2 separate regions of the Homo sapiens genome follow, and region 1 is linked to region 2. Evidence: read pairs that join two places in POLR2A ChIA-PET (ENCODE). Cell type or tissue: IMR-90. All regions are shown on one strand. Links, peaks and the distances in the headings refer to the core of each region. The heading gives the core; the rest is flanking DNA.

Region 1 (12,162 bases), core at 1,423-9,422, 52 kb before region 2:
GTTATTGATAGGGAAAATCTCCACCTGGGGGCTGGAAGGGACTGCTTCTTCATCAAAGAATAGTTAGCACAGACTCACTTTTAATAGCAAAATAATAGAGCAAGTCACTTATAAACCATGTTTCTGAAATTGCCCAGCCATGCTCTGCCAACTCTTTATGGGGAGAATAAGACAAAAGCTGGAAGCAAAGAGAGAGTAAAGAAAGCCCTTACGATTAGGGGTGAAGAAAAAACAAAGCCTGCAAGACGCCATCTTGGTGTTGGCTAACGATGGGGAAAATCTCTGCTGTTTAATATAGTGCATTTATAAACACAGATGTCAGGGACGGCAAGTTTATTTTTGTAGTTCTGCATCTTACATTTCCTCAATTGATTCTCTTTCTTTTCTTCTTCTACGTCAGAACAACCAAACAGGATTCAAGTGATGCATTTGGATGGCTTGCTTCCCTGAATTGTGTCTATATCCATTAACAGGGCAGACACTTAGTTCCACCTGTAGACATGACAGTTTTGTCATCTTCACAACTGTTCCCATTGTCCTGATCCTTATTTCATTTTACTGGGCTACCTTGAATAACAACCCCCTGGGCTTATTTTACTGGCAGTTAAAATCAGTTTTGGTAGTAATTTTGCCTGGAAATCAGCTATTAAGTTTATGTGCTTGTCAAATTTTAACTATATGCCTAATTTAAAAGTACTTAGAGCCACTTAAATTTGGTTGAGTGCCAATGTTAAGATGCAGTCAAATCTCAATGACTGCACACTGCACGCTTAGTTTGCAGCAGACTTCTTTCCCTTCTGTTTCCAACTCTCTTGTTAGCACCTGCACCAGGAAATGGGTGGGTGGGTAGGTGGGTGGGGTGCAGAGAGTGAAGGAAAATGAAAGTGATGCTGAGCCAGCACCACCAAAGGGATACTCAAAGTCTTACCTTTGGGCTCTAAAAATGAAATCAATGGCACAACTTGAGATTGGGAGAGAATAAATTGGCAGCCACATACTTGAAAGACATGCGAGAGTTTGGTTAACTGCAAGCTTAATATCTTAAAAAAACACAAAATTCATGTTAGACTTATACTAACATGCACCGTTCTAAATGTTTCATAAATATTAACTCTTTTCATTCTCACAGCAACTTTATGAGGTAAATACTATCATTATACCCAATTATCAGATGGAAAATTGAGGTATGAAGAGAATAACTTGCATATAGTTACATTGCTAGAAAGTTCCAGGGTCAGAATTCAAATTCAGCCATTCTGGCTCCAGAATCCACGCTCTGAAGGCTGCACCTTCCTCTGAGCCAGCAGCGGGGTACAGCCACTACAAAACAAATACAGAGTATGTTCCTGTTTGATGTTATCGCTGGCTGAAGCTCTTTGCAATAAATGTCATAAAGCTCAAAGTCTCTATGAAAAGAATAATAGATGTCCAAAGCCAGTTCAATTCTTTCAAATAATAGCAACAAAATAAAATTAGGGAATCTTAAAAATAATTAATATTATCCTTAATATCAACTAGAAATATAAGGGTAAAATTTCAAGCCAAATTAACTTTTCCGGGTCTTCAACTTCTCATCTGCCCAGTGCTTGGTAAGAGCTAGATAATTTCCTAATTCTTTCACATTTTAAGATTCTTATGTTCTCCCACATGATCTTTCAGGTCAGTGATGTCTCCATTTATTCAGTCATACAGAGAATTGGTGTTTTTCCAGCATTAGTTTTTGTTTTTTTTTTTTCGAGATGGAGTCTCACTCTGTCGTCCAGGCTGGAGTGCAGTGGTGTGATCTCGGCTCACTGCAACCTCCACCTCTCGGGTTCAAGCAATTCTCCTGCTTGTACCTCTTTAGTAGCTGGGATTACAGGCACCCGCCACCATGCCTGGCTAATTTTTGTATTTTTAGGAGAGACGAGGTTTCACCATGTTGGCCAGGCTGGTCTCGAACTCCTGACCTCAGGTGATCCACACACCTGGCCTCCCAAAGTGCTGGGATTGGCATTAGTTTTTTAAAAGGCACCTTGCTCGCTTTGTGGGGAACAGTCTGATAAGAAGATGAGACACAGGCATAGGGATACATACAGCTGTATGCAAGGGATACATAAAATGTATGCATACAGCTGTAATGAAAGCTTGTGCAGTGCCAGAGCTGTGGGAATTCTTAGGCAGTATCAGTTAGTGTTCTCATTTGCAGATAACGTTATCACTCTACCTGCTTTATGTAAGAAGTGTTGTTAAGGGAATATTAAACACTCCTAGAATCTTCAGAAGAGCTAGAGGAATAATCTCTGGGCTAATGCTCTAGGAACAATGCTTAACACTACCGTAGAGAACTGACCTGTTAAGGGTGATGCCTCACACTGACCCTGGGACCAACCAGATGTCTGCCACCACCTGCACCAGCGCAATGCATGTTCCATGCCCCCCTCATTTCCTTAACTCATTTCCAAATGAAAGTCTCTCATGGATCCAACAGGATTGAAAGAAACTGAAGCGCAGTGTGGGAAGGGGTGGGAAAAATAAAGTGTTTTTTGTATCCTATTTAGGGGTAGTCAGGATTCATGAGACACTCTTGAAAAGTAATGGAAACTATCAAAATGTAGAAAGAGTATTCAAGAGGTTTTAGGCAGCAACAAATAACAAATGTCTGCTGCAGATAATACATTTTTTTTACTCAGCACTGGGCAGGCTCTTCTTTAAGAGGAGTGTTGAGTTAATGTTTGTTTGGGGTATCCACAACTGAAATTTAATCCCTGTTGACCTTTCATTAAGTATTTATTATGTTTTAGCTATGGTGATAGGGGTGTCTTAAATGATGTCGTGGACATATTGTTTTATGATATCATAAAACATCTTAAAAAACACAAAATTCATGTTAGACTTATACTAACATGCACTGTTCTAAATGTTTCATAAATACTAACTCTTTTCATTCTCATAGCAACTTTATCAGGTAAATACTATCATTATACCCAATTATCAGATGAAAAATTGAGGCATGAAGAGATTAACTTGCATATAGTTACATTGCTATTTTTTTCTCCTTTTTTTTCTGGTAAAACAGTACCCCAGTTTTACTCTGGGTAACTTTCCCATTCCCAATCTTAGAACTTGTTTGAGTGGAATTGACACCTGCTTATCTCCAAGGATGACTTCATGGCTTACCCCATTCAGCATGTTCCACTCCTTGGCCACAGTATTAAGGTCAGAGATGGGCATCTTCAGACCAATGAATGTCAGACCCAGAACTTCCATTTGAATGTTGGGCTAGAACATGGTAGGATGCGGTCTGGGCTTCTTGGCTGACATCTTGATATCACCTGGAGCCTCAAGCAAAGCCAAAAAAGGAGGTGGAGAAAGCCGAAGTCCTTGTAACAGTATTTGAGCCTCTGGATCAAACTTGTCCTGTAATTGGAATACCCCTGGATTTTTGAGTCATGTAAATGAACAAATTCTCATTTATCCTTAAATGACATTTTTGAGTCATGCTTGCTAAGAGTTATTTCCAAAGTTGTCTTAATTTCCTACACATACATTAACTCTTTTAATCCTCAGAAATAGCTCATGATGTTAATAGTATTATCACATTTCACAGATGAGGACACTAATACTCGAAAAGATTAGAAAGTCGCTTGTCACATCACTTATCCATATGATTTTAAAGCACGGATCTTTAACTTCTATGTTATATAGGGACACTGGAGAGCATCAAAAGGGTAACAGCGCTGTGATTTGAGGTTTGAAAAGCAGGCCCTACAGACGGAGGGTAAGTAGCCTCTGGAAGGCAGGAAAATACGCTGCATTCTTGTTTATTCCTTACAGCGTCCAGCCTCATTCTATGCACAGGCTGACTTTCAATATGCACTCCTCGCTTACTGAGTGAAGTGGCCGAGGAGGGAACTGAATGCCTCCAGTCTGTGAAGAAAGGAAAACTAGTTTAGCAATGTCCCCTGAAAGACAAGAATGGTGAGTCTCATGTACCTTGGCTGGAGAACAAGGGTTCGTGTGGGGTTGTCTATATCTCAGGCAGATAAACAAAGATCGAACATCAAACACAACCTTCTACTCTCAAGGGGTGTGAGACAATGCTGTGCAACATTGCAGACTCATTTTCTGGAAATATTAAAGAAAGAAAAATATGATGGTTTTCCTAGCATATTTGAGGCTTTCTTGGTCTCAGAAGCCATCTGATTCTTTTATTGCCTGTGTCATTCTCTCTGCCTGAAATGCCCCTCCCACTCCTTGTTTGTCTGGCAAACTCATCCTTCAACAGTTAACTCGAATGCCACCACCTCTGGGAAGCCCTCACTGAACTTTTGACCCTGGTTTGATTCCTGCTCTCTCTATCTTTCCACAGCACCTTATGTACATCTACATTCACTCTTACCACACGTTGTTTTGGCAATATGCCCAAGTTTTCTGTATAGAAGTCAAGGAGCATGTCTTATTCCTCTTTGTATTTCCTACCCCTAGCCTAATGCCTGGAACTCAGCAGGCAATCTTGCAAATCCTGCCAAGAAAGCCCTTCCTCAGTCTCTAGAACCAACCTCTCATTCTATTATTCCTTTTTGTCCTTTAGGATTCAGCTCAGAAATCACCATTTTGGGAAGTGACCCCTCAAAGCTAGGTTATGATACCTCTCCTATGTAGTCTCCAAATCATCCTATGCATATATGCATATAGGATGATTAAGAGAGTACACACCAATGTCTAACTCCCTGGGCTTGAATCCCAGCCTGCCACTTCCCAGCAGGATTTTTTTTTTTTTTTTTTTTTGAGACTAAAGTCTCAAAAAAACCCTGCACGTCCAGGCTGGAGTGCAATGGCGCGATCTCGGCTCACTGCAACCTCTGCCCCCCCAGGTTGAAGTGATTTTCCTGCCTCAGCTTCCTGAGTAGCTGGGATTATAGGTGCCTGCCACCATTCCTGGCTAATTTTTGTATTTTTAGTAGAGATGGGGTTTCGCCATTTTGGTCAGGCTGGTCTTGAACTCCTGACCATAGGTGATCTGCCCTCCTCTGCCTCCCAAAGTGCTAGGATTACAGGCGTGAGCCACCACACACAGCCCCCAGCAGGTTTTTAATGTGTCTCAGTTTATTTGTCTGTAAAACAGGGATACTAATAATAACAATAATATTACCTCATTGGCTTGTTGAAAGTTTTAAAAAAGGTAATTCATATAAAGTGCTAAGAATAGTGCCTAGCAAAAATTCATAATACATTTAACTATTATACATATTAACTATTATTATTATTATTCAATTTTCTAAACTTTTTTTAAAGCACTTATATGTCAGGCAGTGTTCTAGGAAATGGATATACAACACAAAGAGACTAACATATATAGTCACATAGCTATAAGCTGTATATAGCTATGTAACTATATGCCCATTTTCATAATCAAAATATTAAATGAATTAATGAATCAATGAAATGCAATCAGTATACATTATTTGAGTAATTGCATTTTTTTATTTTTATTTTTTTGAGACAGAATCTTGCTCTGTCACCCAGGCAGGAGTGCTGTGGTGCAGTCTCAGCTTACTGCAACCTTTGACTCTCGGTTCAGGGAATTCTCCTGCCTCAGCCTCCTGAGTGGCTGGTATTACAGGCATGTGCCACCTGGTTAATTTTTGTATTTTTAGTAGAGACTGCACTTTTCAATGGTCATAAAATGCCTTGCCCTCAGTTTCCCTGCACATTGGTCAGTGGCATTCTTTGCTTCACAAAGACATGGCAGATGCAGTCTAAGAAAAGTGGCTAAGCTCGCCTCTGAGCTTCAAATGAGAGGTTTTTTTTTTTTAAGAAAAAGTCTGATAAAGTTTGAAAGCCAGATTTTTTTGAGACAGAGAAGGAATCTCTAAATTCTAAAAAGCACTTGAAAGCAGACATCCCAGCCCCTAATTGATTTGCCCCTGCTGATGCCATGTGGTGCAGAGGAAATCTGTCCCCCCTGAGCCCTGCTCAAATTTCAGACTCATGAACAAAATAAATAAATAATTGTTGTTTCAAGCCTCTGAGTTTTGAGGTGGTTTTTACACAGCAATATGTAGCCGAAGCACTGTGCTCTCTCTGGTCTTGCTCATTTATTTTACTAGTTGAAGTGTTTACTCTTTTTGCCAGCAAAAATGAGGCATGGAGGTCTGAGCATAAAGTTTCAAAATAAATACGAATGTGGAATGAACACAGGATATGATACAAAAGAGGTTCCTGACACCAGGAAGGAGAAAGTCCTTCCAGGGTGAGGAATAACTTGTAAAGGGTCTTCCTTTGTTTGAGACTGGAGTAAAGATGCTGCTTTAGTCCAGTAGGAAGGTAGAAAGGGAAGGAGGAGAGAAGACACAGATCCTGGAGAGAAGATAGATTGGAAGGGAAGGTGAAAGCTGAGGAAAAAAAATAAAACAAAACTACAACAACAACAAAAACACTCTTTACAGGGTCCCCTGCACATGACTGCAGTAGAATCACGAATATTAATTGAAGAACATGTGGGAGAGACACTATTCTAGACTAAAGGGAAGCCACGGGGAATGAAACAGAAAAGGATTCCTGCCATCATGGAGTCTACCTTCTAGTGAGCCCAACATGCAATGAACAATCCAAATGAATAAATCAGGCAGTATGTTAGACAGTGATGATTACCCTGGCAAAAAAATAAATAAATAAATAAAGTAAAAGAGGGGGAAACCTTGTGGTAGCATATGTGGTTTGCCAGTTTAGGAGGGAAGGTCTTACTGAAAAGATAATAAGTGGTTAATGGTCTAAGGGAGGTGAGTGGGACAGCTGCATGTGTATATATTGGAGGTAGAAGGGAACCGCAAGTGCAAAGGCCCAGAGACAAAAGCATTTGCAGGTGTTCCAGGGAACAGCCAAGAGGGCACAGTGGCCAGTGGGGAGTGAGCGAGGGAACTGCAGTGAGGGAATTCTCTATGGCTGCCTAATATAAGCCACTGCAAAACTTAATTGCTTAGAACAATAATCACTTCTTTGTTAATAATTTCTGCAATTTGAGCAGGGGTTGATGGGGATGGCTTCTCTCTGTTCCATGTGACATCAGCTGGGGTGAATCAGTGAGGGGCTGGGGCATGCACTTCTAAGATGGATCACTCACGTGGCTGGCAAGGAGGTGCTGCCTGTCAGCTGAGGGCTCTGCAGGGCTACTAGCCAGGGGCCTCAGTTCCTCTCCACATGGGCTGCTTTCCAGGCAGCTAGACTGCCTCACCCATGGTGGCTGGGTTCAAAGAGCAACTGTCCCAAAAGGCGGAAAGTGGAAACTGCTGTAACCTATTGATCAGGTAATTACAGAGAGCAGATTCAAAGGTAGGAGACAAAGACCACTGGCCTCTCAATGGGAAGACTGTCAAGGAACTTGAGGACCATGTTTTACAACTGCCACATGAAAAAATAGAGAAAGATTTGGTATTCAAGAGGACAGCCTGATCATTCAGGGCTTTAGAGATCATTGTAATGGATTTGGCTTACTCTCCAGGAGAAATGAGGAGTGATTGGAGGATTTCAGTAAGAGTATGACCCAAGTTGACTAGCGTTTAGCAGGATCACTCTGGCTGCTAAATAAAGAACAGACTGTTAGATGGAGAAGGCAAACCTGTGTCCAAATATCCAGACAAGAAATAATGGTAGCCTGTCCCAGGGTAACAGCAACAAAAGGATAGGAAGTGGTCAGGGTCTGTATATATTTTGAAGGAAGAGCCAACAGGATTTCTTGATAGGTTATCTCATATCTAATATAAGAGAAAAAGAGAAACTGAGGAAGATGCCAAGCATTTTGTACAGAGCACTTAGAAGAAGAGAGTTGCCATTATTTGATGTGGAAAATGCCGAGGAGAAGCAAATTTGGTGCTTAAGAGCAGGAACTTGCTTTTTGACATGTCCAGTTAGACATCCAACTACAGATGTTGAGTAGTAGGTGGATCTATGATCCTGGAGTTCAGGGGAGAAGCCAGGGATGAAGATATAAACGTGGGCAGTATAAGGATAGACATGGTATTTAAAACCATGGGATTGGATGAGAAGACCAGGAAAGGGAGTGTGGATAGAAAAGAGAACAGGTTCAAGGACTAAGCCATAGCATCCCCCAATGTTAAGGAGGTCTTGGTTAGGAGGAAGAGAAGGACCAGCAAAGGAAGCTAAGACAGAGCAGCAAATGAGGTAGGAGAAAATCTAGGAAAAAATAGTGTTCTTCCAGCTGGATGAAGGGAGTGGTTCAAGAAGAAAGCAGTCACCTTGCTCAATATTGCTGATATGGCAACTACGATGAGAGCTGAGAATTGACAACTGAACGTGGCAAAGGAAAGTTCATTGAAGACCTTCACTGGAGTAGTTTCAGAGTTGCAAAGCTTCATTGAGTGCATTCTAGAGAATTTGGAGGGGTGAGTGGATTGGAGACAGTGAATACAGACAAGTTTTTGTCCTCCTCCTTGAGGAGTTTTGTGATAAAAGGAATAATAGTGTGAGGTTGTGGCTGGAGGGAGAAGTGGAATCAAGGGAGACTTTGGGTAGGAGAAATAACAATATTCATAAGCTGATGGATAAAGCCAGTAGAGAGAAAAAATAATAATGCAGGAGAGAAGAGAGAACTACTGTAGCAATGACCTGGAGTTAGTGAGAGGAAATGGGATCTAGTGCATAACTGGAGGGGTTGGCCTTGGCTGGGAGCACGGACTGTTCATTCATAGCAATTGGAGAGCAGAAGGTACATGCACACCGATGCTAGAAGGCTGGTAGGTGTAGTGGTGCAAGTTTCCTTCTAGTTGCTTCTGTTTTCTCAGTGAAATAGGAGTTAAGGTCATCAGATGAGAGTGAATGTAGAGAAGTAGGTTTAAGGAGAGAGTGGATCATAAAAGTGCAATCATGAATTTAAATGAAACCATCCAAAATAATTTTGGCTTTCTCCAGCTACATTCAGCTGCAAAGGTGCAGGCACAGAATAGGCAGAGGATTGGATCTAACCAGGGTTGGAGTTTTGTTAAGTTAGCAAAATGAAATAAGAGAAAGAAGCAAGAACTTGAGTGCCTATGCAAGGAAGTGATTGTAATAATTGATCATGGAATTTAAGCTGGGTTAGGAGGGAAGTAAGAATATGAGAGAGGTTAAAGATAGCACAAATGAGATAGAATCAAAGCATTTTAGATCCTGGTGAGTTGAAGGGTTTGGAGGGAGGAGTACTAGAGAGAAAGAGCTAGAAAGACAGGAGGTGACAGTAGACTTAAATTGAGATGATGGAGGATTTCAGTTATTGGGAACAAGGTTTAGGATGTGATCATGAGAGTGAACAGATAAAGCAGTTGGAGCACCATATCACAAGAGGAGAAAGGATCAAGAAACTAAGAATCCAAGGCTGAGGAAAGTTTATCTCCCTGAATATTGAACCCACACATTCTTATACCAGGAATAGTAATGGAGAGAGTGACTGTGAAGCATGCTGCAAAATCTTCAAGGAATGAAGGGTGCAACCTGAGGTTTGGTGCATGAACTTGACAAGAAGGGGTAGTGAGTGATGATATTTAATGACATAAACTTTAAAACTGGATGGGCATGAGAGTTGATGATCAGGAAAACGGGAGAGTGGTCTAGAAGCAGCACCAAGGGGCAACATGGACACTGTGGTTAGTCAGGAGAAAAGTCAAGGATGGTAACCCAGTTTCTCCCACCTTGCGGGAGATGTGAAGAAAATCCAGGTTCATCTCTAGGCCCCAGTTGAAGAATGGAGAAGGTTTGAGACTGGCAGGGAGAGCAGAGGCTGGGGTCAGCATGAGGAGGCTAGAGAGTGCAGGAACTTCTCAAGTGGAATCGGTGAAAAGGCATGGCACCGTGAAAGACCAGATGGGTACCTGTGCACAGCATCCAGTGACAGGGTGGGGCCAAGGACACCTCAGCAGAGGTCAGTTAGAATTGAGACAACTGCCCATGAAACAAATGCTCCACCTGCAACCATAAGGATGTGAAATTGCACTTGGGTGCTGTCTCATCAGGAGGAGAGGGAGGAGGGAGTAGCCATAAAAGGTCCCTGGAGGGATGCCTGGAGCTTTGAAACTTCTCAGAGCAGTTGGTTTGAGCTGCCTCTTCTCCAGCCCAGACCTAGGACCCTATTTTCTGGCTTCATTTGTTGGTAAAACTATATCAATAGTAGTAATTTTAAATGATGGTTTTGATCTCTGCTGATCCTCCTTCTCCACACTCCCCACCCCCACTCCAAATAATAGGGAAATTGGTGGGATTTAAGTGCCAATGTTTACAGGAACATACTTTAAAAATACTCATTTAGAAAATAATTAAAATAATACATTTGCTGTGGCACATTTAGAAATTAAAAATAAATATAAAGAAAAAAATGAAATTCAAACATTATCCCTCTATCTAGAGACAACTATTCTCAATATTTAGGTGTGTATCCTTCTATACATGCATTACACAAAAATGGGATGATATCAGATATATAGTTTTAGAACTTTTTTGATTGAATAATATAGTGCTTCCCTGCTACTCTTCTTATACATCAACCTAATGGCTGACAGGTTTCAGTTCATATATGTACTAACTATTCATCCAGTTCTGTTACAGAAAATTTAAATTGTTTCCATTTTTCACTATTAGAAACAACAGCAGGATGAACTCCATTTTAGCTTTAACTTTGTACAAAGCCTTAATTGCTTATTTCCTATTAATAAAGTGCTAGACTTTATTGGGTCAATTACACTCTAGATGTACATATTGCCAAGCTGTCCTCTGGAAATATTCCATCAATTTACGTTCCTCTCAGTGGGGTATGATAAGGCCCATTTCTCCACATCATCTCTCTTATTATTATAATTGCAAAGTCCTTGCCTTGGAAGACTTCTTGAGATTTCTTCTGACCCTTGATTTGTGTTTCTACGGTGAGAACGTAACTGCTTCCATTTGGCACTTAAATGGACTGATTAATATCCCTCAAGAAGGTTTGGGCCATCATTTGCAAGCACCAGAAGGCCTGGACCCATAAGAGACCCATAGGGAGGCAAAATAATTTTAAGTCAAAAGTCCTGGATGAGGAGTTATTTTTCTTGTCTTTGGAGTTACTCATATCCCTGGACTCAAGGCACCTCATCTTTCTTACTTCCGGTTCTTAGTTTCCATGATCTTTTACCTTCTTATTTCAGGGAACATTCTTGTCAGCTCCTCCCCAATACCTGAGGACAGGAAAGTCAATCCAAAGTCAAGTGCATTCGAGTAGAATTCTTTTGCTTCATTATCCTTTTTTTGCAAATGCATATCCTTAATAGAATTTGAGTTCTGTCTTTGCCTTTGTTCAGGCTGATAGAGATCTTTCAATTCAACTCGGATAATATTTATTGAGCTACTCCATGGTTCATGGTAACACACTTGGCATAATAGTAGCCTATGTCCATTATTCCTTCCTGGTAAGGTCTTTTTGTTTTCCCTCACAAACGTTTGTTCACCAACCAGCATTTCCTCCTTGGTCTCCTCTCTGGAGGATTCAAAACGTCGACCCTGTCGTCATCTTCCTGCCACCATGGCAGCATGATTCACTGGCTGGTTTTAAGGCTGATTATTTGACTGTGAGCTCACCATAAATAAGAACGCTTGATAACATGGGTGAGAGGTTTCTTTTTTGATAGCCACAGTTATGTAAGATGCATTGTTTTGACCATGAGCTCACCCTTAAAACAATGGCTTGTGCCTAAAAAAAAAACACCACTAGGAAGAATGGGGTAACACCTGCATAAACGAGGCAATGTTTGGGAACATTCTGGTTTACATAGCATTTTCAGGGGTTCTAAAAGTTGAGTCATGTTTTCTCTTTTGCTCAGGGCTCATTTCAGACTCTTGTTAATGGAATTACAATGAGTTTAAACAGAAAGGAAAACGTTTTGGCTTTCTGGCAGATTTTTAGTTCTTTCATGGGATAGGAAACAAATGTCTGAGTCCTAATAATGGAAAACTAAGTGTGCTGCTTAATGCAACATTAGGACACAGTTTGTGGGAAAATAACCTGTATTTTTATACGCTGTTTATCCACATACACATGCATATGTGAACATGCTGACAAATGCACAGATACATGCTCAAATAATGCCACAGTATTTTTAAGAGAAACATATGGATATATATTCCTTCTCTTTTTTTTGAAATGTGAATTGTATCTGCAAA
Region 2 (12,162 bases), core at 2,094-10,093:
GTTGAGTTCCTAAGGATGAAGTGGGTGGTAAATTATAGGAAGAGAAGTCTGAAACAGCAGGGTGAGTTCTGGAACTCTAGCAGTTTGGTGTTGCTGGAGTGTGTTGTAGAAGGAGTAAGTATTGGGTGGGAAATGAGATTGGAGAGATACCCATGAGGCAGATCATAAAGGCCTTGAATGCTGTACCCAGCAGCTTAGACTTTGTCCTAAGGCTTGTGAAAGAGTTAAATAAAGGAGACATACAGCCACATCTCAGAACGAAACACCGAACGTGATTATATAAGTGTCTTATTCTCTGAACTTTTCTAGATTCTTAGTTTTTTAAAAATATGTATACTAAAAAAAAAATAAAAAAAATAACCCAAGAAACTACAAAGGTTTATTAAAATGATGTAAGTTATGGAAAATTTTAACTTACTGCTGACTTAGTTCCTTGATTAGTAAACAACACGTCTCCTTTGTATCTGATTAATAAGAGATTAATAAGATAAATTAATTAATTGTAATTCATACTATTAATAATTGATAATAATAAATAAAATGAGGATGTAGTAAAAACCTGATTGTCCTCCATGCTTTGGGAAAGACCACATTTCTTGAGTGTTAATAGAATAATTTGCTTTATGCCTGCAGTTTAGATTCTGTCCCCAGACTCAATTCTAAGCTTTATTCTGGGGCTAAACTGCAGTCCTGTATGCACTGTGTAATCCATGTATGTCCTGCCCATATGTTCCAGACTCTCCACCTTTCTAGAGACAGGCTTTTTTTTTTCACATACACATTAAATAGTATGAGGACCCCTCTCCTGTGTTATGAAAAGGCCACACCTTCCCAAGATGGCCAATACTTCTCAGGGGTGACACATTATCAGGGTCACCTCCTGCTTTGAATTCCAGCTCCCATTAAAATTTTCTTCTCTTTCATAATCATACCTGCTTAGTCTCCCTCCCTCCTTGAACAAAACAACTGCTTTCTTCATAATAATTTTTGCCTTTCTTCCGAGTCAACTAGTGTAAACTGCAAATGGCTTTTAAAGTAACAATGTTTTCTTTACTATTACAATAATACCTTACATTACTACATGTATTATAATTGCCCAGTACATTACAGCTTTCAAAACATTTTCACAATAGAGCAGGTATTATTGTTCTCATTTGAGAGGGGAATGGAGGGGAAACTAACATTTGTAGACTGCATTTTATGAGCCAGCCATGGTGCTCCCTTCTTCATATATTTGAGTTCATTAGCATATGGAATCTAATTAAACCCAGTTTCCCTATCATTCTTCACAAAACTTTTGCAAAAGCATATGTATTAGTTATCTATTGCCATATAACAAATTACACAAATTTAGCAGCTTGAAACAACAAATATTCATTACCTCACAATTTTTGTGGGTCAGGGATCTGGTTGTGGCTTAGCTAGGTACCTCTGGGTCAAGGTCTCTCAGAAGGTTGCAGTCCTGCTGTTGGTCTGGTGTGGTCTCATCTAAAGGCTTGACTGGGGGAAAATTATCTTCTAAGCTCATAACACAGCTGTGAGAAGACCTCAGATCTTAACCTAGCTGAGGTCTCCCTCAGTTTATTCCCACGTGGGTTCCTCCGTAAGGCAGCTCACAGTATGGTGGCTGGCTTCCCTCATAGTGAGTGAGCAAGAAAGTGAAGCGAGCTCTTAAGTTGGGAGGCACGGTCTCTTTGTACTCTAATCTTAGAAGTGGTATCTTATTACTTTCACCATATTGTATTTGGTAGAAGTGAATCACTGGATCCAACCCACACTCCAGGGAGTGGATTATACATGAATACCAGAAAGCAGGACTTTTGGGGGCCACTTTAGGACTTGCCTACCATAGCATTATCGTCCCCACTTTATAGTGGAAGACAAAGGGAGGTTAAAGAGAGTAAGCAAATTGATCAAGACCTCAAAAACTAGCAAATTAAAAAACTGGCAGTAAACTCTGATTTGATGTTCTAAGGAGAAAATGCTCCAAAAAGATCTTTTTTTAATCAATAAAAAGAGCTAAATCAAGGATATCAGCAATTTTTATTAAAAACAAAGCAAAACAGAAGGCCCTTCCAGTGACTTCCTTGGGTTCAGTACAGATTCAGCCACATCCCTTATCCAGTGGTTCCCAAATGCTGGTCAATGCCTAGGAAATAGTTTTGGCCAGTCTGCAGCAAACTAAGACATATAAGAACTATGTGGAAGTTTTTCATAATGATAACATTCAATGAAAAGGTCTTTTCTTTATTCTTACTTTTATTCTTTTCATTTTGAGTTGTTAAAACAGTCTTTTATAATGTGTTAGCAATAATAGAATGGTAGTCTTTCTAAAAAAGTATTAGTCTTATTTGACACAATGAATAATATGAAACACTCTGATAGATTCCTAGTTTTTTTCTGAACTTTCACTGGTTTTTGAAATTCGAGAGTTTAGAGGCCTCTGCTTCGTATCACAGTTACACAATCCTGTAAAGTGTCCCTTAATAGAATGATGTCTCTGAGCTTTAGATAAGATCCTCAAATGTTAAAGAAAGTCTCAAGAATGTTTAAAACATTTAGTAAGGCAGGAGAGTGGGGTTTTATTTATAGGAAGTAAATAAAATCATTTTTCCTCAAACTTTTTAAAAATAAGCATTTATATTTTATAATAGTTTTAGATTTACAGAATGCAAAGATAGAGGGTTCTTGTATTCCCTCATCTAGTTTCCTCTACTGTTAACAATCTTACTTTACTATGAGACATTTGTCACAGCTAAGGAACCAATATTGACACATTATTATTAACTATGCTCTACAATGTATTCAGATTTCACTAGTTTTCCCCTGATGTCCTTTTCCTGTTCCAAGATCTTACTCAAAATACCACATTACTTTAGCAGTTGTGTCTTCTCAGCCTCATCGAGTCTCTAATAGTTTTCTCTGCCTTTTCTTGTTTTTGATGACCTTGATAGTTTTGAGGGGTATTTGTCAGGCATTTTGTTGAATGTCTCTGAATTTAGATTTTTCTGATGTTTTTCTATAAAGATTCAGAACTCTAAGAAGACAAAATAATTTACATTGAAACCAAACACAATTTATGAAAGATATAAGAAACCTGAGTTCTAGGCCAGGCATGGTGGCCTAGAATCCCAGCATCATGCCTGTAATCCCAGCACTTTGGGAGGCTGAGGTGGGCGGATCACAAAGTCAGGAGTTTGAGACCAGCCTGGCCAGTATGGCGAAACCCCGTCTCTACTAAAAATAGAAAAATTAGCCAGGCGTGGTGGCGGGCACCTGTAGTCCCAGCTACTTGGGAGGCTGAGGCAGGAGAATCGCTTGAACCTGGGAGGCGGAGGTTGCAGTGAGCCGAGATCGCACCACTGCACTCCAGCCTGGGTGACAGAGTGAGACTCTGTCTCAAATAATAATAATAAAAAAAAGAAATCTGAGTTCTAGATCCTTGGGATATAGCTCTACAAATTCCAGAGTTCTGCAACAGTGATCTTTCTAAAGCACAAAACTTGTTGTGCCTTCATTCTCACAACCTAATATTTCAGTAGCTCCCAAAGATTGTAAGATTAACACCATTTATTCAACGATTACCTGCCAAGATCCAGGTACTATGCTATTACTGGTGAGTCAAAAAGATATACAACATTGTGTTGAATATCAAGAGGTTTTCAGATCCCACTTTCATCCTCCCTTTGACCTCTGAATATATTATTTTCCTCTATAGTGGTTAATTCCATTGCTAATGTAAATCAATTTAGCACCTACCTTAGATTTTGTCTATTTTTCAGCTCTACCTGTTATCCTGATCTGCATATGAAGGATCACAACACAAACACAGATACCTTTCGAGGTGGCTGGAATGGGATAAGGAGCAGGAGAAAGAGGAAGAGGAAAGCTTTTGTTGCTGACACTTGAATGTTTTTTGATGCTTGAATATTTTGACAGGGACAAAGAGAGTTATAGGATATAGGCAACAGAAAGTTGAACAGAGGCTCAGAAAAAGCATAAAAAAGGAGTGAACAATTCTACCTGGGAGGACAGAATCAGGTGCATCGTCTCTAAGGTACCATTAAACTGAAGTTTAAAAGCTATCCAGATGGATGGTGGTTTGAGTTACATCAGGCCTCCTCAAAATATATATTCCTCTTAACCCCCCTGTGAATGTGACCTTAGTCAGAAATAAAGAGTCTTCAGATTAAATCAAGTTAAGATGAAGTCATACTGGATTAGGGTAGGCCCCAACCCAATGACTGGTATCTTTATAAAAGAAGAGAGAAATTTGGACACAGAGACACATGAGGAGAACACCACATGGTGGCAGAGGCAGAGATTGGGGTGATGCATCTACAAATCAAAAAAATGCCAAGGATTGTCAGCAACCACTAGAAACTAGGAGTGAGGCATGCAACATATTCTTCCTCTAGACCCCAGAAAGAATCAAACCTGCTGGCACCTTGACATTGGACTTTTAACCTCTGGAACTGCGAGATAATACATTTCTGCTGTTTTAAACCATCAACGTTTGTGGCAATTTGTTATGGCAGCTCTAGGAAACTAATATAGATGGCACATGGAAGTAAATAGTAGGCAGAAGACTCAGCACAGTGAAGGCCTGGGCTGTGAAGTAGCCTAGGCATCTGCTTATGGAAGATCCTCAGGAACAATTTGTAGGTGGGGTTTTAGAACCCTGACCCTACTATTAATAGGCTATTACCACTGTATGTTAGTCTCAGGCAAATGACAGCTTACACTTTCTAAAATATTACCTGCATATCTACAATAAGGGAGAACATTTAAAATCTGTAAACACACTATTACACATACTTGTTTGTTTTACGCATTTCTTTAAAATTTAAAAAGAATCTGTTATTTTCTATTCCAAATAGGGTAAAAGAAAGTTGTAATTGCATATCTGTTCTGTGAAACATAAGAAAAGAAACCCTTTTCCCTGCTCCCCTTGCTGGAACATTATGCTTACTTGGCTGTAGGCTGGTGGTAAATTCCTCTGTATCTCTCCCTTGCCAAGGAACTCTCATAGCCCTGAGACAGAGGGTAGTTGAGTTGAGTGAGAGGGGTTTACAATCTTCTTCCCAGGGAGAAGTTCAAGTAATGCTGGAGGATGATAAGCTACCTTCTGAGAAGAGCGGGCTGATCAGTGGCTGAGTATTTGCTTTGATGAGTGAGATGTATACAGGAGGGAAGCACCCAGCTAACTCACAGCCCACGCAGGGCTCAACACTCTTCAAAATGAATATTGAACATTTAAAGACTATTGGTTTTGAAGTGGCATCAGGTTGTTCAGCTTTACTGAGGAAAAGTTGGGGGCAGGCAGGCACTTATGTGTCTCCTTTGGTCCTCTGTGGAGCCCTACCTGGTATAATTATAATAGCTGACATAAAATGAACTCTATGTGCCAGGCACTGGGCTAGTTTATGAACAAGATCAGCATTGATCATAAAACCAATCCTATAAGGAAGGTAGTGTTATGACTCCATATTACAGATAGAGAAGCTGAGGCTTCAAGGGGCTGAGAAATGTGCCCAAAGTCACATGACTAGGTAAGTGATGCAGCTGAAATTGATAGCCATGTCTAACTTCAAAGCACCAGTAGCATTTGAGAGGTATCTTAGTCAGGGGAATGAGGGTGAAGGACAATGCAGGAATGAAGGCTGATATCAGATCTTAGACATCCTTGGCTGCCCCACTAAAGACTTTGGACTTTGTAAATATGCAACAAGGACCACTGAACAATTTTAAGCAAGGAAGTCAGAGCATCCCATTTTTGCTAGGTCTTCAGTCATTATCTGTTGAATGGACATCAACAACCTGTGGTTCATAAGCTACAGAAAATGTATTGGAGGAGGGCGGGACCAGAGGAAAGGAGACCAGTTAGGAAGTTGGAGAATAGACCAGGAAAAAGAGTTGAAATGTCTTAGCATGCCACACAGGGTCCTGCTACACTGTCTCTGTGTTCTCTTACTTAAGAACATCGGGCAAATTTAATCAAAGGTGTCCATGAAATAACCCTACCCCTCTTGAATTTCACCCAACTCATCCTACAACACTTAAAATCCATCTTTCCAGCATCAGTGACATGAAATCTGAAGGGAACCAATTAATTATGCAAAATTTAGAGTCCACCTAGGAGCCAATCAGAGACTTGAGATCAGAATAGTCTTTGCCTGATCTGATGTGATTCCTTCTTTTCACCCTATATGCAGCCCTTTCTGTTGGGAAACTGGCTGAACTCACACCTGAGTATTATGCCTTGTCTTTGCCAGGCATATTGAGCCCTGCATGGGCTATGAGATATCTGAATGCTACCCTCCTGTGTGCAACTCACTCATCAAATAGAGTAGTAAGCTCACTTTACTTCAAACTGGTATTTGGTATTCTTTATTTCCTTCCAACTCTTTCAAGCTTGAACTCCAACTGCCTGCATTGGTAAACCCTTTATTCTAGCCCTGGCATTTCCTGGAATGTGATAGGCTTGCCCCAGATTCGTCTCTTTCCTTATGCTTTTTCTTCTGCCTGGAAGGCCATCTCTTCTCTTGTTTATCTCATGCATTTCCCACTAATTCTTAAAGATTTCATTCAAGTGTTACTCTCTCTGAAGACTTCTTTTGTCCTGCTCCCTCATCTTCCAAAACTTTGTGCTCGTATCAGCATCTCCTTAATTACACTGGTGCGTATACAGCCTTTCTATCATGTCAAATTATTTCACTAGGTTTTGTACATGTCTGTTCATGAATTCAATAAGTGTTGATTGAAAACCTGCTATGTGTTAGGCACTGGGTGCCTAGTAATGCAGAAATTTCATGCTGGTTTATGAGAGCTCTCACCCCTACAAATCCACACTGTTTCTATGTGTGTTTGTTTTACTGTTGTAAATGTTTTCACAAATACTAACAACCTCCTTACATATCCTGTTTTGGGTTTGTAGACAGTGGTGCCAAAGAAACATCAGGATCCCAGAAGTAAAATATTCATTCAGTGTAACTTTGGGTTAAAATGGCTCTGTCATTTAGCCATTTAGCCAAGTAGCTAGTATACTATTTTTTGTATTATAGCTAAATACAAATTTTCCTTACAGCAATTTTATTTTTAAATAATATTTATAACTTATAAAATTACCATAGTTATCTATAAATGTATATTTATAGATAATATGTATATTATAATTTCTTATAATAATATTCTGATTGGGAATAGCTGAGAAAATACAAAGAAATATAAACAATAAAACTAAAGTCACCAGTAATCAAACCATTTAAGAAAAGTCTCATTAATATTTTGGTGAGTTTTCATTCACATTTATATAAAATATATATTCATATATGCATAAGCACATATTTAACGGAGTTGAGAATAATATTGCAGAAGAAGTTGCATTCTACTTTTCTCCTTTAACCTTCTATTATAAATATTTTGCATCCCTCAAAAAATTCTTAGTAAACAATTTTAAATGATTTCATACTTTCGTATTATTATATTAAGATTGGCTTAACCAATCCCTTATTGTTGGATATTTAAGTCATTTCTGGGTGTTAAATGATATTGTAATGCACATTTTTACATGAATGTTTATAATGGCTTTATTAACAATAGTCAAAAACTAAAAATAGCCCAAATGTTTATCCACAGAAGAATGAACAAATTGTTGTATATTCATAAATGGAAGACTACTCAGCAATATGAAGAAAAAAAGTGCTGATACACAAAACAACAGAAATGCATCTCAAAAACATGCTGCGTGAAAGATATTAGACACAAAAGAGTACATACTGTGTGATTTCTCTTACACATACTTCTAGGATGAGGTAAACAGAAAGAATAGTAAAGATTAGAACAGTGGTTGCCTGTAGGGGAGGCAACTGACTGGAATGGGCAAGGCAGAACTTTCTGGAGAGATGAGACAGGCTGTGTTTTGATTGGAATGGTAGTTGCATAGGTATATACATTTGTCAAAGCTCATAGAACTATACATTGGAAATTCATGAACTTTATCATATGTAAATTGTTCCTTAATTTGTTGAAGTGTTAAAAATGGTAATAAAAAAAAGGAACGGTAAATAAAGAGAATTAAAAGACATATCAAGTTAAACAAAAAGATGGACAAGGCTATAATGTTTAGGGATGAGGACTTGAATGATGAAATTATAGATAAATGTGAGGAAGCAATTATAACATTTACTTTAGTGGTATGAGAGAGGACTGTGTTGGGTACGGGGCCAGTGAAAAGGATTCTGGGAGGCTGTCAATGGTCTGTTTCTTCAGCTGGTTTGTGGTTGCGATGGTGTTCACCATATAGTGATTCATTAAGTAATATTTTTTATGCAGGTTTGTGTTGTTTGTGTTTTATTTGACAACAAGTAAGAACTTTTTTTAAAATTAAAAAACAAACCCAGTGAATCGCTATAGACAATTAAGAAGGTCTCTCTGAGAATGTGACTTTGTGATGAAACTTGAAGGAAAAGACTATGAAAAGAATCTGGCTATGTGAGGAGAAGGGGGAAGACCCAAGAAGGGAATGCTATTGACAAATGTACCTGGGAAAACCAGAAGACCAGAGAGCTTGAGGGAGGACAGCACTGGGGACGTGTGAGATTTAGTGGGAGAGGAAAGCATGTGCTGAAAACATACACGAATGTGTGAAGAACAATTACAGAGCTTGGATTTTACTCTATGCAAAAGGAGAAAACATTGAAGGGTACTACACAGGAAAGAAACAGACTCCAATTTATGTTTTTAAATAATTATTGTGGCTACTCTGTGAAGGATGGATGCAAGGGAAACAAAATGGAAACAGGACGTTAGCAAAGTAGTTGGGTTAGAGAGACGCAGTATGTGGGGTTTGGGTGGTGACAGTGAAGACGGATAAATGCGAATCTTTCTGATTTGACTATAGAGTGATGAGAAGTGAATTTAGGAGTCTGCTTTCCTTCATAAATAACAGAATAGACAATGATGTCATTACTAAAATAGATATGCGATGGGAGGAAAATTTTGAGAAGGAAAACTGAGAGTTAACTTTAAGAAGTGGGAAATCAACAATCCAACCAGAAATGTGGAAGTTTATTTCCACTTCATATTAACTCTGGCATCCCATATAAGTGTTCATCCAGCTTACCTCTGAGCCTCCGCTTCCGGCAGCTAACTCTTGTTCCAGCCATAGTGTCCTTGTTTGTTTCACCCCCCTCGCTCCTAGCCCTTATCCATGTCTGTGCCCTTTAAATATATTTTTCTGTCAACAAATACCCTTTCCTATTATATTTCTGTCACTAATTTACCATCTGTTCACCAAGACTCACTTTACATCCTATTGCCTTTGGTCCCTATCCAGCCCATCTCCTATTTTTGTGTGACCCATGAGCTAAGAATAGTTTTTACATTTGTAAATGGTTATACAGTTTAAGTGCTTATGTAATAGTCTAGGTTTTGCCTCTTGGACTGAAAGCCTACAAAAAATGTACTATCTGGCCCATTTAAATTTGCTGACCCTTGTTCTAGATGCTTAGGAAAGAAGTTAATTCATTATATTCAATGGATTCCTTGGGGTGTTAGGCCTTAATACTCTCTTGGAACTCTGCTGAGGAGGCTAAGAGAGAAAGTACTTACCCCAAGCCAGGTGCTTTCTGATGTCTCAGCTGAATGCCCAGGTTGTTAGAGAGGTGTTAACAAAACAAGATCTCTTCTCTGCAGCTGAGCTACTATTCCCATCCTCCAGTACTGCTTGATCTCTACGATCTCTTTTCCTCTGTCAATCCTTTAGTAACCACTCTCTGGGAAGTCGTCCCCTTGACTGTATATACTAGACCTCAGTCAAAAACTCATGGATGAAATCCACAGAACCAGAGAACTCCTGGGCTCTTCCTCTGCACAGGTCCTTCTTCTCTGCTGTGCTCTTGTTATGGGCTGAATGTTTGTGTCCCTCTAAAATTAATAGGTTCAATTCCTAACCCCCACTGTGATGTTATTTGGAGTGGAGGCCTTTGGGAAGTAATTAGATTTACATGAGGTCATAGGGTCGGGGGGCTTCATAATGCGATTAGTGTCCTTAGAAGAAGAGGAAGAAAGATTAGCATTCTCCATCTCTCTATGCCATGTGAGGACACAGCAAGAAAGTGACCATTTGCAAACCAGGAAGAGAGCCCTCACTGGGGGACAGATTCAGTGGGCATCTTGATCTTGGACTTCCCAGCCTCCAGAACTGTGAGAGATAAATTTCTGTTGTTTGAGCCACCCAGTTGATAGTATTTTGTTATAATAGCCCATGCTAAGGTACCTCTTCTGCAGATTCTACCCATTTAAATTGCCCCAAATTCTGACCTCTGCCTCCTCAGCTCTGAAGGACCACTGTACTCTGCTTGGCTGCTTAGGCAGTGCTCTAAATTACCTAAGTGTCTCTTCTCTGTCCTGGCTCTAGCCTTTCCAGCTCCTGGCTAAAGTACAACTCCCATCTGAATCCTAGAATCCTAAAACCACCACTTATATTTATCTCACCTCCTGAAGTAATGAGATAATCTAGGAAGATGTTCTCAAATGGACAAGTTAGATAACAGTTAAGCTCAAATAAAAAGAAAAACAGTCACTTGTGGCACCGTTAATACTTGAGAGCCATATTCAAGCAAGACCTTACTCTAAATCTTGTTGTATATCATAATCACTTAAGGAGCATTAAAAAAATAGATTCCTGGTGATTTTTGCCTCATTATGTACTTTTAAAGGTACTTTAGGGGAATCCTCATACAACTAGCCTAACCCTGAATCTCAAACATATACATTTAGGAATTCCAGTGGTTATTTGTCATTTATCTCTACCCACTAGATTCATTCTCTATCCTTTACTGCTGGCCCTGCACCCTGGGGGCTGACTCATGCAGAAAGCATACTCTCATGGATGCAGTGTTCTCTCAGCTCCTTGGTTAGAGATTAGAGGGCCTGGTATCTCTTTCCCAGGATCCTTCTCAGAATTCTGGTTTGGATAGTGGTTATTCCCTCTATGGCCACAGCCAGTGGTTTGCTGTTGCTGTGGCTTGTTAAATTTCCAGTAATTTTGTGGGCCAGTTGCTAAACATAGTCAGTATTAAAAAATAAAGCACATATATATGTACAATTAAATAGATTATATTAAAAATAACAAATATTCAAAACCCATGACTTCCTAATTATTTTACTGCATTTTACTATTATCTATGCTTTTGAAGTTCCTTACCTCTACCTGTGTGATCAAAATACATAATGATGTGCTACTCTGCATCTCTTCCAAACTCCACGTTCACTGACCACATCGGTAGCTTGAAATTGTCCATAGTGGGAGGATTTACTGCATAAAAATCAGTATTACAAATAGGTTTTTTTTTCTCCTGAAGAGCAGGCTGTTAAACATTTCCCAGGAGGCACAGCACTGGCTCCAGCTACTATGAAAGGCTCCTCTTCCACTATCTCATCTCTCTTCAGGCCCTAGGAATGCTATACCCTGCCTTTGGGTCTTCAGGTCTATGGATGATAACAGTTTCTCCTCACTGTTAACACCTGGATTCTTGTTGGTTCTCTTACCTCTAGCCATACCTTCAGAATAGTCCCTTCATTAGACTCACATCAGTCAAACCCTTTTGAGTTGACATCTGTTTCCTACTGGATCCCTGACTGATACAGGCACCATCTCCAGAGACCAGTACTTTCAGAAGTGCAATTGGTAGAAAACAAATACTGTAAAATGTAGATAATTTTCACATTGAAGAAGGTTCATTGGTCAAACGTTTAAGAAAAATTAAATCTAACAAAAATAGGGATGTTTCTTTACTGTGGGACATCTCAAAACCTTTTATATAGGTAACATATTTTGTGATATACCTTAAACTTTCATGTCCTTTTTTTTTTTCTATAAAACTTCTATTGCAACCAATTTTCCAAGAAACACTACTATGGAGTTATTTTAAAAATACAATATTAGGGTCCAGGCACAGTGGCTCATGCCTGTAATCCCAGCACTTTGGGAGACTAAGGGGGAATGATTGCTTGAGGTCAGGAGTTTGAAACCAGCCTGACCAACATGGCAAAAACCCCATCCCTACTAAAAACACAAAAATTAACTGGGCATGGTGGTGCATGCCTATAATCCCAGCTGCACGGGAGGCTGAGGCAGGAGAATTGCTTGAACCCAGG

What was found. ChIA-PET counts read pairs that join two places held together with the same protein. Peaks named below come from ENCODE experiments on the same cell type or tissue, not always from the same donor. Only the 100,000 strongest peaks of a DNase experiment are listed, where the experiment ranks them.
Region 1: POLR2A ChIA-PET joins it to region 2 with 5 read pairs; 5 of 35 experiments call an interaction of 5 or more read pairs at or near these places.

The regions. Positions count from the first base shown.
Region 1 is chr4:54,929,873-54,942,034 of GRCh38, reverse strand. No RefSeq gene overlaps it. Among named protein-coding and RNA genes, the nearest start is that of LINC02358, 90 kb to the right of the region's middle. In IMR-90, for the core only: no CTCF peak of the experiment used is centred there; no DNase peak of the experiment used is centred there; H3K27ac peaks cover 428 bases; H3K27me3 peaks cover 226 bases.
Region 2 is chr4:54,878,516-54,890,677 of GRCh38, reverse strand. No RefSeq gene overlaps it. Among named protein-coding and RNA genes, the nearest start is that of LINC02358, 39 kb to the right of the region's middle. In IMR-90, for the core only: no CTCF peak of the experiment used is centred there; no DNase peak of the experiment used is centred there.